2 separate regions of the Mus musculus genome follow, and region 2 is linked to region 1. The links are chromatin loops, found by intact Hi-C in ENCODE. Cell type or tissue: heart. All regions are shown on one strand. Each heading gives the region's core, and the rest is flanking DNA. Links, peaks and the distances in the headings are about the cores only. Region 1 overlaps Fkbp10 (FK506 binding protein 10). Region 2 overlaps Ttc25 (tetratricopeptide repeat domain 25).

What was found. Peaks named below come from ENCODE experiments on the same cell type or tissue, not always from the same donor. Only the 100,000 strongest peaks of a DNase experiment are listed, where the experiment ranks them.
Region 2: a loop joins it to region 1, with 5 times the contacts of the local background. A loop is called at or near these places in 13 of 42 quality-filtered maps.

The regions. Positions count from the first base shown.
Region 1 is chr11:100,422,733-100,428,101 of GRCm38, forward strand. Fkbp10 (FK506 binding protein 10) reads left to right here. Exons shown (of 10, transcript NM_010221.2): 7 at 1-86; 8 at 353-495; 9 at 704-867; 10 at 1,156-2,108. The coding sequence ends at 1,341. It also overlaps a transcript of Nt5c3b not described here. Among named protein-coding and RNA genes, the nearest start is that of Fkbp10, 9.7 kb to the left of the region's middle. In heart, for the core only: a CTCF peak has its summit at 3,278; DNase peaks (open chromatin) are centred at 1,319 and 3,279; H3K27ac peaks cover 928 bases.
Region 2 is chr11:100,552,414-100,557,782 of GRCm38, forward strand. It overlaps Ttc25 (tetratricopeptide repeat domain 25), which reads left to right. Exons shown (of 12, transcript NM_028918.3): 6 at 1,077-1,301; 7 at 1,451-1,658. Among named protein-coding and RNA genes, the nearest start is that of Ttc25, 9.5 kb to the left of the region's middle. In heart, for the core only: a CTCF peak has its summit at 3,348 (motif pointing left); a DNase peak (open chromatin) is centred at 3,348; H3K4me3 peaks cover 527 bases; H3K27ac peaks cover 314 bases.

The DNA of each region.
Region 1 (5,369 bases), core at 321-5,320:
AACTGCAATGAGACATCCAAAATCGGGGACTTCATTCGCTACCACTACAACTGTTCTCTGCTGGACGGCACCAGGCTCTTCTCGTCGTGGGTTCTTGGGCAGGGCCAGGGCTGGGCTGATGGTGGGTTTAGGTGTGGGTGAGCTTGCCAGGCTTCTTCTCCTCTCTCTGGGTCTCACAGTCTCTTACTTCCTGTCTCACTGAGCCTCGGGGAGCTATGGGTGTGAAATGCAGAGAAATGAGGGTGTAAAGCTGGAGGAAGTGAGAACTGCCATTCTAGAATGATAGAGATACTGAAAGAGACGAGCCTTCAGTCACCCCTGCTGCTGACCTGGAAATCCACTCTCCCCACAGCCACGACTATGAGGCCCCTCAAGAGATCACCCTCGGAGCCAACAAAGTGATCGAAGGTCTGGACAGGGGCCTGCAGGGCATGTGTGTAGGAGAGAGGAGGCAGCTCATTGTGCCCCCACACCTGGCCCACGGGGAGAATGGAGGTGAGAGACAGAGACCCAGATTCTAAGTCTATTCCCATGGTTTGCCCCTATCCATCTCAGGCCTTGGCCACTGGTGGGTGGGACCAGGGAAACTTTTAGGATGGTTAAACACCCCGTGCCCCTTCCATAAGAGAAAACGGAGGCCTGCGTTAGGGCTCAGCTTCAAACCTCACTGGAATTCTGTTCTCTTTGCCCTCCATCTCTCCAGCCCGGGGTGTCCCTGGCAGTGCTGTGCTGCTATTTGAGGTGGAGCTGGTATCCCGAGAGGATGGCCTGCCCACAGGCTACCTGTTTGTGTGGTACCAGGATCCTTCCACTAGCCTTTTTGAAGACATGGATCTCAATAAAGATGGAGAGGTGCCCCCAGAAGAGGTGGGTCAGGAACTCAGTCACAACCCCAACCCAGAAGCCAGCATGCTCACTGCCCTCTGGCTGCCTACTTTGCTCCCCTCTGCTGAGCTCCATGCATTCCCTCCTGCACACTGTGCATGCAGCCTGTCCTCCTCCTACCACCCTCCATCTCAGACCCAAATCCTCTGGGTACCAGGCTGGGGGGTGGGAACAATGTGGGCCAGCACCTGGGGCCCCTTCCCAAGGCCATCCGCAGCTGTTGACCATGAGCCTCACCACCTCACCCTCCTCTGCTCTCCCCTCCCCCAGTTCTCTTCCTTCATCAAGGCTCAAGTGAATGAAGGCAAAGGACGCCTCATGCCTGGGCAAGACCCAGACAAAACCATCAGTGACATGTTTCAGAACCAGGACCGGAACCAGGATGGCAAGATCACAGCTGAGGAGCTCAAGCTGAAGTCAGATGAGGACCAGGAGCGGGTCCATGAGGAGCTCTGAGGGCCAGAGTGTCAGGCCTGACCTCAGACACAAAGGCCCCTCGGCTGGGGGGCAGTGGGCATGGAGCTGGCCTGCTAACAGCCCCCCGATCCGTCAGGGGGAATAACTCTGGGAGTCACTGGATATCAGTGGAGACTACTGTGGTCTTCCCACGCATGGGCCGTGGCTTTCAGTTCTCAGCACAGACATCTGTGTTTTTCTCGTCCAACCCTAAGCCTCTTCCTTAAGGTTCTTGTGACAGATCCAGTTCAGGGAGGAGGCACTGAGATTTGGTTAGGGCCATCGCGAACCCCACACACCCATCCTCCCATCTCACGTCACTAGGCACGGCAAGGGTGAGCTTCTTGGTCCTTCACTTTCCCAGACGTGCCCTTTATTTGTACTGTCCTGTCCCATCTCCCTGTCCCCGCCTGTCCCCGTCCCCTCTGTCATGGCAGCTCTGCAGGGGCATGAATCTGAGTGACGAGAGCCTGCGTTCTTCTGCCTCAGCTCTGCTCCTCAGGAAGGGGTGGCTCCAGCTGCCCACCATTCTCACTCTTCTCCTCCCAAGCCACCGGGGTCAGGTCTCTCATCTTAAGAAGTTCCCTCTAAAATGAAAGGTTGTGTAAGAGGAAAGCCTGCTCAGGCCCAAGGGTTTCGAGAACCTGCACTTGGTGCTAATCTGAGGGGAGGAAGGTGGGCAGGGTCTTGGACTCAAAGGCTAAACTGATCCAGTCCTTTCTCCTTTGTGTCAATAAAAGGCTAAACTGAAGACCTCCAGAAGTGGACAGATGTCTGGTTTTCTTTTTGGTGCTTTTATTGTATGCCTGTATGTGTGTGGGACTGGTGGCTGAGTTCCGACGTCCCTGGCAATCTCTCTCCACTTTTTAATTTTTTTAGTGTGTTTGTATGTGTTCATAGATGGATAGGTGGATGTTTTGCCTGCATGTATGTCTTTTGTACTACATGTGTGCCTGGCACCCACAGAATCCACAAAAGGGTCTATCAGATGCCCTGAGACCGGAGTTAGAGCCAATTGTTATCTGCCACGTGTGTGCTGGGAACTGAATGTGGCCCTCCTGAAGAGCAGTATGGGCTCTCTCACCTTTATCTTTTAGGTTTTTTTTTCCTTTTTTAAAAAATATTTATTTATTTATTATATGTAAGTACACTGTAGCTGTCTTCAGACACTCCAGAAGATGGCATCAGATACAAATGGTTGTAAGCCACCATGTGGTTGCTGGGATTTGAACTCAGGACCTTTGGAAGAGCAGTCGGCGCTCTTAACTGCTGAACCATCTCACCAGCTCCTCTTAGGTTTTTTAATGTGTTTGTGTTTTACCTATAGTCTGTTTGTATACCATATGTATGCCTGATGCCTAGAGAGGCTGGAAGACAGCATTGGATCTCCTAGGACTGGATTACAGACAACTGTGAACTGCCATGTGGGTACTGAGAATCAAGGCTAGGTCTTCTGGAAGAGCAGTCAGTGCTTTTAATTACAGAGTCCTCTCTCCCCTGCCCTCTTTTTTTGAGGCAGGTCTCTCCTTGTAAACCTGTCCAGGAGCTTGCAATGTAGATCAGGCCGTCCTCAAGAGAGCTGCCTGCTTCTGACTCCCAAGTGCACCACCATGCGGGCTGCTCAACCATCTCACGAGGCCCTACATAAACCTTATTTTTTTCAGACAGGATCTCTCACTGAACTTGGCGGTCAAAAAAATTAGGCTAGATTGACTGGTTTGCAAATCGGAGCTGGGATTACAGGTGCAATACTGTACCTGCTTGTCACATGGTTGGGGGGTGGGGGGTGGGGGCTTGCATGGTAAGCACTTTACCGAAAGGCTGAGCAATCTCCCCAGCTCAGGAGAGCACTTTTACCCCGAGGGCAAGTGCAGAAATGGGGGATGAGTCAGGCAGTTGTCATGGCCTCATGAACTCCAGACGCCAGATGGCGATCTTCACACGTCCCTCCTTCAGGCCTAATCAGATGCCTGTGGGTGTGAAGAGGCCTGGGGCCTTGGGAGTTACTGTCCAGAGATAAGGGTCTGCAGGAGAGGCCTGCAGAGGAGCCCAGTTCCTTATTGTCTTAGCTGAAGGCAAAAAACAGTGTCCATGACCTCAGACAACCTCTAAAGCCCAAGAATCAGTCCACCCAGGCCAGATCACACTTGTTTATACAGATCCGTTCTCAGGACCGCAGCACTCCCACCTTCCTTTCTCCTTCTTGCCAGAGGGGAGGAAACTGACTTCAGATGTTACAGTCCTAGAGAGAACTGCCTCTCTCCCCAGCCAGTCTGTTCACCCTCACTTGCCTGTCTCATTCTGCACACAGTGATGGAGATGCCCCGTGCTTTCTCGGCGGACTGGGGCTTTCCAGAAAACGACAAGGCCACATCCCACCCTCACTATTCCTAAGCAGCATCCTCTTGCCCAGTGCTACAGTTTGGTGTCAGGATGTCCCCGAAGGCTTGGTCTCCAGCTCAGGAGGCTGTTAGAAGGTGCGGGGCTCGTGGAAAGTTTCGTTGGTGTGGTGGTTTGAATGAGAATAGTCCCGCTCGGTCATATATTTGGATACTTGGTTCCCCAGTTAGCAGTGCTGTTTGGGAAGGATTCGGTGTGGCCTTCATGGTAGGCATCTGCCGCAGGGGCAGGCTTTGAGGCTTCCAAAACACCCTCTGTGCCCTACCTTACTCCTGTGTCCTCTCTGCCTCCTGTTTGTGGACCAAGGCGTAGGCTCTCAGGTTCTCCCGCTTCCCCTTTGGCCATCGTCAAGGACTCTAACCTTCTAAAATCACAAGCCCAACCAACTGTATTTATAAGCTGCCGAGGTTGTTTTGTTACAACAGAAAGGGAACTGACCGTTGGTGTATTCTTGGAAGTGGATTGTAAGGCCCTAGTCTCTCTTGTACCAGGCTACCTTAAGGCCAAAAGGCTATTTCATCATGAAGTACTTCCCACCATGACTACTCTGCCACCACAGGCCGGAAACAATTGTTGCCAAGTAGTACAGCCTGAAACTTCCCAAACTATAAAGCCAAGTAACTCCCCCCACCTTTTAAGTTGGTTGCTGTATTTTTGTTACAGTAACAGAAAGCTAACACATCCCAGGACCTTAAGACAGGATTGCTGCCTAAGGCCAGTGATTGGTCACCAAAGCCTCCAGAAAGCTCCTGAGGTTGTGATCCTGAACCAGCCATAGCTGCTCCCCATGCCCACATAGATCCTCCCCACCCACCCCTCCAACTCCCTCCCCCCCCCCAAAAAAAAAAAAAAACCCTAGGACAGTTGAGAGTGAAGCTGAGAAACCAGCAGATGGAGAACTGACCCAGAACTTGGCTCTTATTAGCTACAGCTTTTGGGCAAGTTACTCATCCTGTCTGAGCTACCTACATAAAGGGATTCTGCTCACAGGGTCACTGAGACGGCAGGTGTCTAAGTGCCCAGAATGGCATGTGCATTCAGCAGGTATTCATTAGCCCTGGACTCCTGGTCCCTTCCGATCTACATGCAAACCTCACTTCCGAAAACCAGCCTCTTGAACAGGACAGTGCGTGGACAACTTGATTGGGACCAGAGAAAAGGTCCAGGAGAACCAGCCCTCTGTTTGTTCTTTGACAGGAGCCACAGGGAGAATCCCCCCTAGTTCGTCACATCTTTTTTAGTTTTTCGAGACAGGGTTTCTCTGTGTAGCCCTGGCTGTCCTGGAACTCACTCTGTAGACCAGGTTGGCCTCGAACTCAGAAATCCGCCTGCCTCTGCCTCCCAAGTGCTGGGATTAAAGGCGTGCACCATCACTGCCCGGCTCATCAGTCTTTTGAGAACAGTTGAAATTGCAAAACGCTAGCAAACCAATTACTTCTGCTTGGCTCTGCAGTCTGTCTTGGGTGTCTAACCTCAAATCCCTTTCACAGGGCTGAAGAGGTGGGTCGGTGGTTACGAGCACTGGCTGCTCTTACAGAGGATCCAGGTTCAGTTCCCAGTACCCACACGGTGGCTAGCAACCATGGCTACTCCAGGTTTAGGGGAGCTGGCACACTCAACTGACCTCT
Region 2 (5,369 bases), core at 235-5,234, 130 kb after region 1:
GGGCTATACAGAGAAACCCTGTTTCGAAAAACCAAAAAAAAAAAAAAAAAAAAAAACAACAACAAAAAAACCTAAAGATTCTTCCATATTCCAGTAGTACACTGGCTAGGAAGCAAGCCCTAACACATGGGGCCGTTAAGGGAGGGACACTCACGAGGCAAATCACAACCACTGCCGCCGTAGTCTGTACGGTGGGTAAAAGAACCTGACAGATGGGTGCTGGGATCTGAGCGCAGCAGCACTACATGTTCTGAGACATCATCCGGCCCATCCCTCATTTCACAGACAAGGAAATAGAATTCACCGAATGTACAAGGTGGCAAGCAAGGTGGCAAGCAAGTCAGTGGTGGCGTTACCAACAGAATCCAGTCCAACACACTGTGCCGACAGAACCCTCAAACTGAGGCCGCCTACTAAGCTGCCATGGCGGTGTTGCTCTGCCCTGATACACCCGAGCAGGGGGCACCCTGGAAACAAGTACCCTCTCTCCAGAAATGGTTTCCTAAGGTCTCCTGCAGGGTTCTCTGAAGGGTTTTGGCACACCACTTTACTGTTGGCACATCTCCTTGGTAACAAGCCTGAAGGCTTCCTGGTCTCTAGAGGGCCTGCCACGGAGGGCAGGAGTGGCCTGAACATTATCCCAAGTGGCCTTGCGTCATTTCAATTGGCCCTAAGCTCTGGCCACAGAACAGACAGGATGAAGGCACACCCCTACAGCTCCCAGCATGCACCAGTGTACCTGGCACCTGGCTGCTGGACAAGGACTGGCAACATGGACCAATGTTTCCATTCAGACTCGTCTTTATTCCCTGAGGACACAGCTTGAAAGGAGGGACCCTTGAGTATAGGCTTCTCAGAAAGTTGTCCAAAATACCCTTATGGTCCCTCCTCTTTTGCCACAAAAAGGCCTGTCCCAAGAATGTCCCCTGGCTTTCCATCACCACCCACATACTCCTCATTTCCTCACTGCTGGGGCAACTGCAGACAGAGGTCCTCACAGGGCCCTACATCAGGGGTTCCAAGCCTAGAAAGGGTGACTCCCCTCCATGTGTGATCTCCTTGATGCCTCTGCACAGATCTCATCAAAGGCACCATCAAGAGTGGCCTGACCGTGGAGGACCTCATTATGACTGGCATCAACTACCTGGACACCCGCAGCAACTTCTGGAGGCAGCAGAAGCCCATCTATGCCAGGGAGCGAGACCGGAAGCTGATGCAAGAGAAGTGGCTGAGGGACCGGAAACGCAGCCCCTCGCAGACAGCCCACTACATCCTCAAGAGCCTAGAGGACATTGACATGTGTGGGTAGTATTCTCGGGCATGGGGGATGGAGAGAGGCAACATGATAGTCAGAGCCTAGGCCTCTGCTGACTTGTGGATGGAAATTATCTGGGAGGAGTTGGTCCGTCAATATGGAGTTGACCTCCGTGTCAACTCCTTCTCTCCCCAGTGTTGACCAGTGGCAGTGCTGATGGGAGCCTCCAAAAAGCTGAGAAAGTCCTTAAGAAGGTTCTGGAATGGAACCAAGAGGAGGTACCCAACAAGGACGAGCTGGTCGGGAACTTGTACAGCTGCATAGGCAACGCCCAGATTGAGCTGGGGCAGATGGTGGCTGCCTTGCAGAGCCACCGAAAGGACCTGGAGATCGCCAAGGAACAGTGAGTGCCCTGCAGTGGCCAAGGTCCCTAGGCCTCTGAGAGCCTTTGCCAGGGCTGCTCCTAGGTTGTTCCTACTTTCTGTCCCGCAGGGCAGGCCTGAGGGAGAGTCCAGTGGAAGTAGGGGTTGAATACTCAGGACTGAGGGTAGAAAGCAAACCTAGGCTGGTAACTTTTTTTTTCTTTTTCTTTTTAAATCACACACAAGAACATAATGGCTAAAAATCCCAGCGGCCTGGCTCTTGGTGTTTGTTTGTTTGCTTGTTTGTTTGTTAATTTTTGTATCAGGCTCTAGGCCTATCAGTTATTTCTGGCACTAGGAGCATAGCAATGTCCAGATATAGGTTTGGATATCTGGCAAAAAAAAAAAAAAGTGACACAGTCATAGACATTAAGTTGCAATTGTGCTCCTGTTAAAAAAGGAAAAAGTACAGGTGAGGACATCTGGGTGGGAGGTGTGGGTACAGCACACCGGCCTTGTGGGAAGGCCTGAGGCTGGAGGAAGCTTCAGGCTGGAGTGAGACAGAGGCCAAGAGGAAGCTGCACAAAGTCAGGCAAAGCTAAATGAACCATGGGGTGACCCAGGGGATAAGGTCTGGGGTCCGGTAGATCCAACTGGGCTGTGGGATCTCAGGCAAGTTGCTTCCCCACCCAGTCTCAGTGTTTCCACGCAGTAGAGTGTGCTGGACTGTCCCTACCCTGGTGTGGAGGGGAGGGTAGATAGAAAGGTACAGGCTAAGAACTTGAGACCTTAGGGCTGGGAATGTCGCTCAGTGGGTAGGGCAGTTGCCTAGCATGTTCAAGGCCCTGGGCACAGTCAGTTCCAGTTTACAGGCGGACACACACGGAGACATACCATATCATACACATTCATAGACACACATACATCACACACACACAGAGACATGCTATGCACACACACACACACACACACACACACAGACATACTATATCATACATATTCACAGACACACATACATCACACACACACACACACAGACATGACATGCACACACACACATACACACACACACATACCACACACAGAGACATACCATACACACACACTCAGATATACCATACACACGCACAGATACCACACATACACACACACACCACATACCATACAAAGGCCCAGACACACACCACAGAAACAGGCATACCATATACACGCACAGCGACACCACACACACATACAGACACACAAGAGAAAAACAGAAACCCAAGACTGTGCCTGGTATTCATCTAACAGTGATAAGTAGTCTCCCTGAAGTGAGCTGTTCTCAACTGGAAACTCCCTGACAGAGAAATACATCACTTTTAGGGAATCCTGATTTTTTTTTTAATTATTATATATATTGTCTGTGTGTTTATTCGTTGTATGTGTGTGCACACATGGATACCAGAGCATTGCTGTGATGGGAGGAACAGTTGGGATCATTTCTACCACACAGGTCCCGGGATCAAACTTAGGCCATGAGGTTTGGCAGCAAGCGCCTTCACCCACTGAACCATCTCCCTAGCTCCGAGCATCCTGACTCTAAGTCCTCTGGAGTCCTTCTTGGCTACAGTGTCCACTCACCCACAGTTCTGAACTCTTCTCAGGCTCCTGCCAACTTGTATGTTGTTCAGTTTGCAGTGGATTGGTGGCATGCTGTTGCTCTTAATGGCTTCTCTATACTGCCACCAAGTGGGGACCATGCTTTACCACATAAGCCCTCTGGGGAGATACTTCCTATTCAAGCTCTACCACCCACCCACTTTCACTCAGTGCCTCAGCCCTTAGCCGCAACTGCTGCTCTCCTTTCCGTCTGTCGTCCGTCCGTCCGTCCGTCTCTGCCTCTGTATCGCTCTCTCACTGCTCCCACAGATCTTCAAAGCCACACTGCCCTTTGCCGGCGGTCCTTCCCAGCTGATTAACAGGGAAATAATCTAGTATCCAGCATAATACCGCTACCAACACTCCCAGAAATGGGCTCTTCCCAAGACTCAAGGCTTCCCAAGATAACAGGCAATGACTTTCCCGGCCGTAAGCCCTGTTTGCCTGCAGTGCAACTTGCAGCCTTGTGCACATTGGCTCTAGCTCTCTCCTCACTTAGCCACCATGCCCTCAGTGCCACCTGCTCCTGGGCAATGTCTCCTAAGGGCTAAAGAGGGAGACTGAGCCGGGCATGGTGGCGCACGCCTTTAATCCCAGCACTTGGGAGGCAGAGAGAGGCGGATTTCTGAGTCCGAGGCCAGCCTGGTCTACAGAGTGAGTTCCAGGACAGCCAGGGGAACACAGAGAAACCCTGTCTTGAAAAATTATTTAAAAAAAAAAAAAAAAAAAGAGGGAGACTGAGTTATCAGCCATTAGAATGGAGCAGGGGTGGTGGTGGTAGTGGTAGGACAGACCTGGAGTAGGATGCAGACATGACCTTGATTCCTAGCTCTGTCACTCAGAGCTGTGTGGATTTAAGTCGCTCATCCCCCTCGGTTTCCTCACCTGTACTGAAGGCCTAATGATACCACCTGACAGGGGTCATGAAGGTTAGATAAAATGTGCGCACTCTGACTGTCTTAATCACAGCACTTGGGAGGCAAAGGTAGGTGGATCCCTGTGAGTTCTAGGCCAGTCAGGACTACATAGACTCCTGTCTCAAAAAGAAAAAAAAAAAGTATTGATAGCCCGTTGGATGCAACCATCTCCCATAGATTTTTTTTTTACTTCTCTCACAAGCCCTAGCCCTATTTTTTTAAAAAGATGTATTTATTTATTATATGTAAGTACGTACACTTTAGCTGTCTTCAGACACTTTTTCTTCTCGCTCTGGCCCCACTTGCTCCAGCCCCGGTCGCTCTGGCAGCCCAAAGATTGATTGATTTACTGATTGATTTTATGTAAGTACACTGTAGCTGTCTTCAGACACCCCAGAAGAAGAAGACACCACTTCAGATCTCATCAAGGATGGTTGTGAGCCACAATGTGGTTGCTGGGATTTGAACTCAGGACTTTTGGAAGAACAGTCAGTGCTCTTAACCACTGAGCCATCTCTCCAGCCCCCCTAGCCCTATTGTTTAACAAACTCCAAGGCCTTTTTCTTTGAACGTCCTGTAAGCAATCCCACATGAAACCAGTCCCAGTCTGTCCCTTACATCGGTCCCACATATATTGCTCCAGGAGCCCCTGAGCCTTCGACAGCCACTCCTTGGAGGAAACCCAGGAGGCTTTTGGGTACTTCCCTCCCTCTATCCTGCTCATGTCCTGACCACCTGCCCCAGGATTCCTCAGCTGGCTCTCCCACAAAAGGAAAACCCGGTGAAAACCCAGTGGTTGCAGGCTGCTCTCAGCCAACACGGCTTTCTTTGGGCTTCCTTCGGACCTCAGACAGTAAAGAGCTCTGTGCAGGTCATTCCAGCCTGAAGCCATCGAAAGGGTCCCAGCTTCTCGATGCTTTTGGCTCCTTCAGCAAGGTGTCCCTTTCCTCAGAGCTTGCTCTGTCAAGCCACTCCCACTCATTCATCAGACCCTGGACTCAGGGTCTCACTCTAGGAAAGCCTTTGACCCGGAGTGGCAGTAGGAATGGAGGAAAAGGTCCAGAAATCCCACCCTGTTCCTCCCCGGCCACTGGTATCCTATTGGTCCTCTTAGACACTGGGCTTTGGGAAGAGAGTCACTCTCTTGTTACCAGTTCTTGCCACATTAAAAAAAAAAAAAAAAAGAGTGTTGTATCT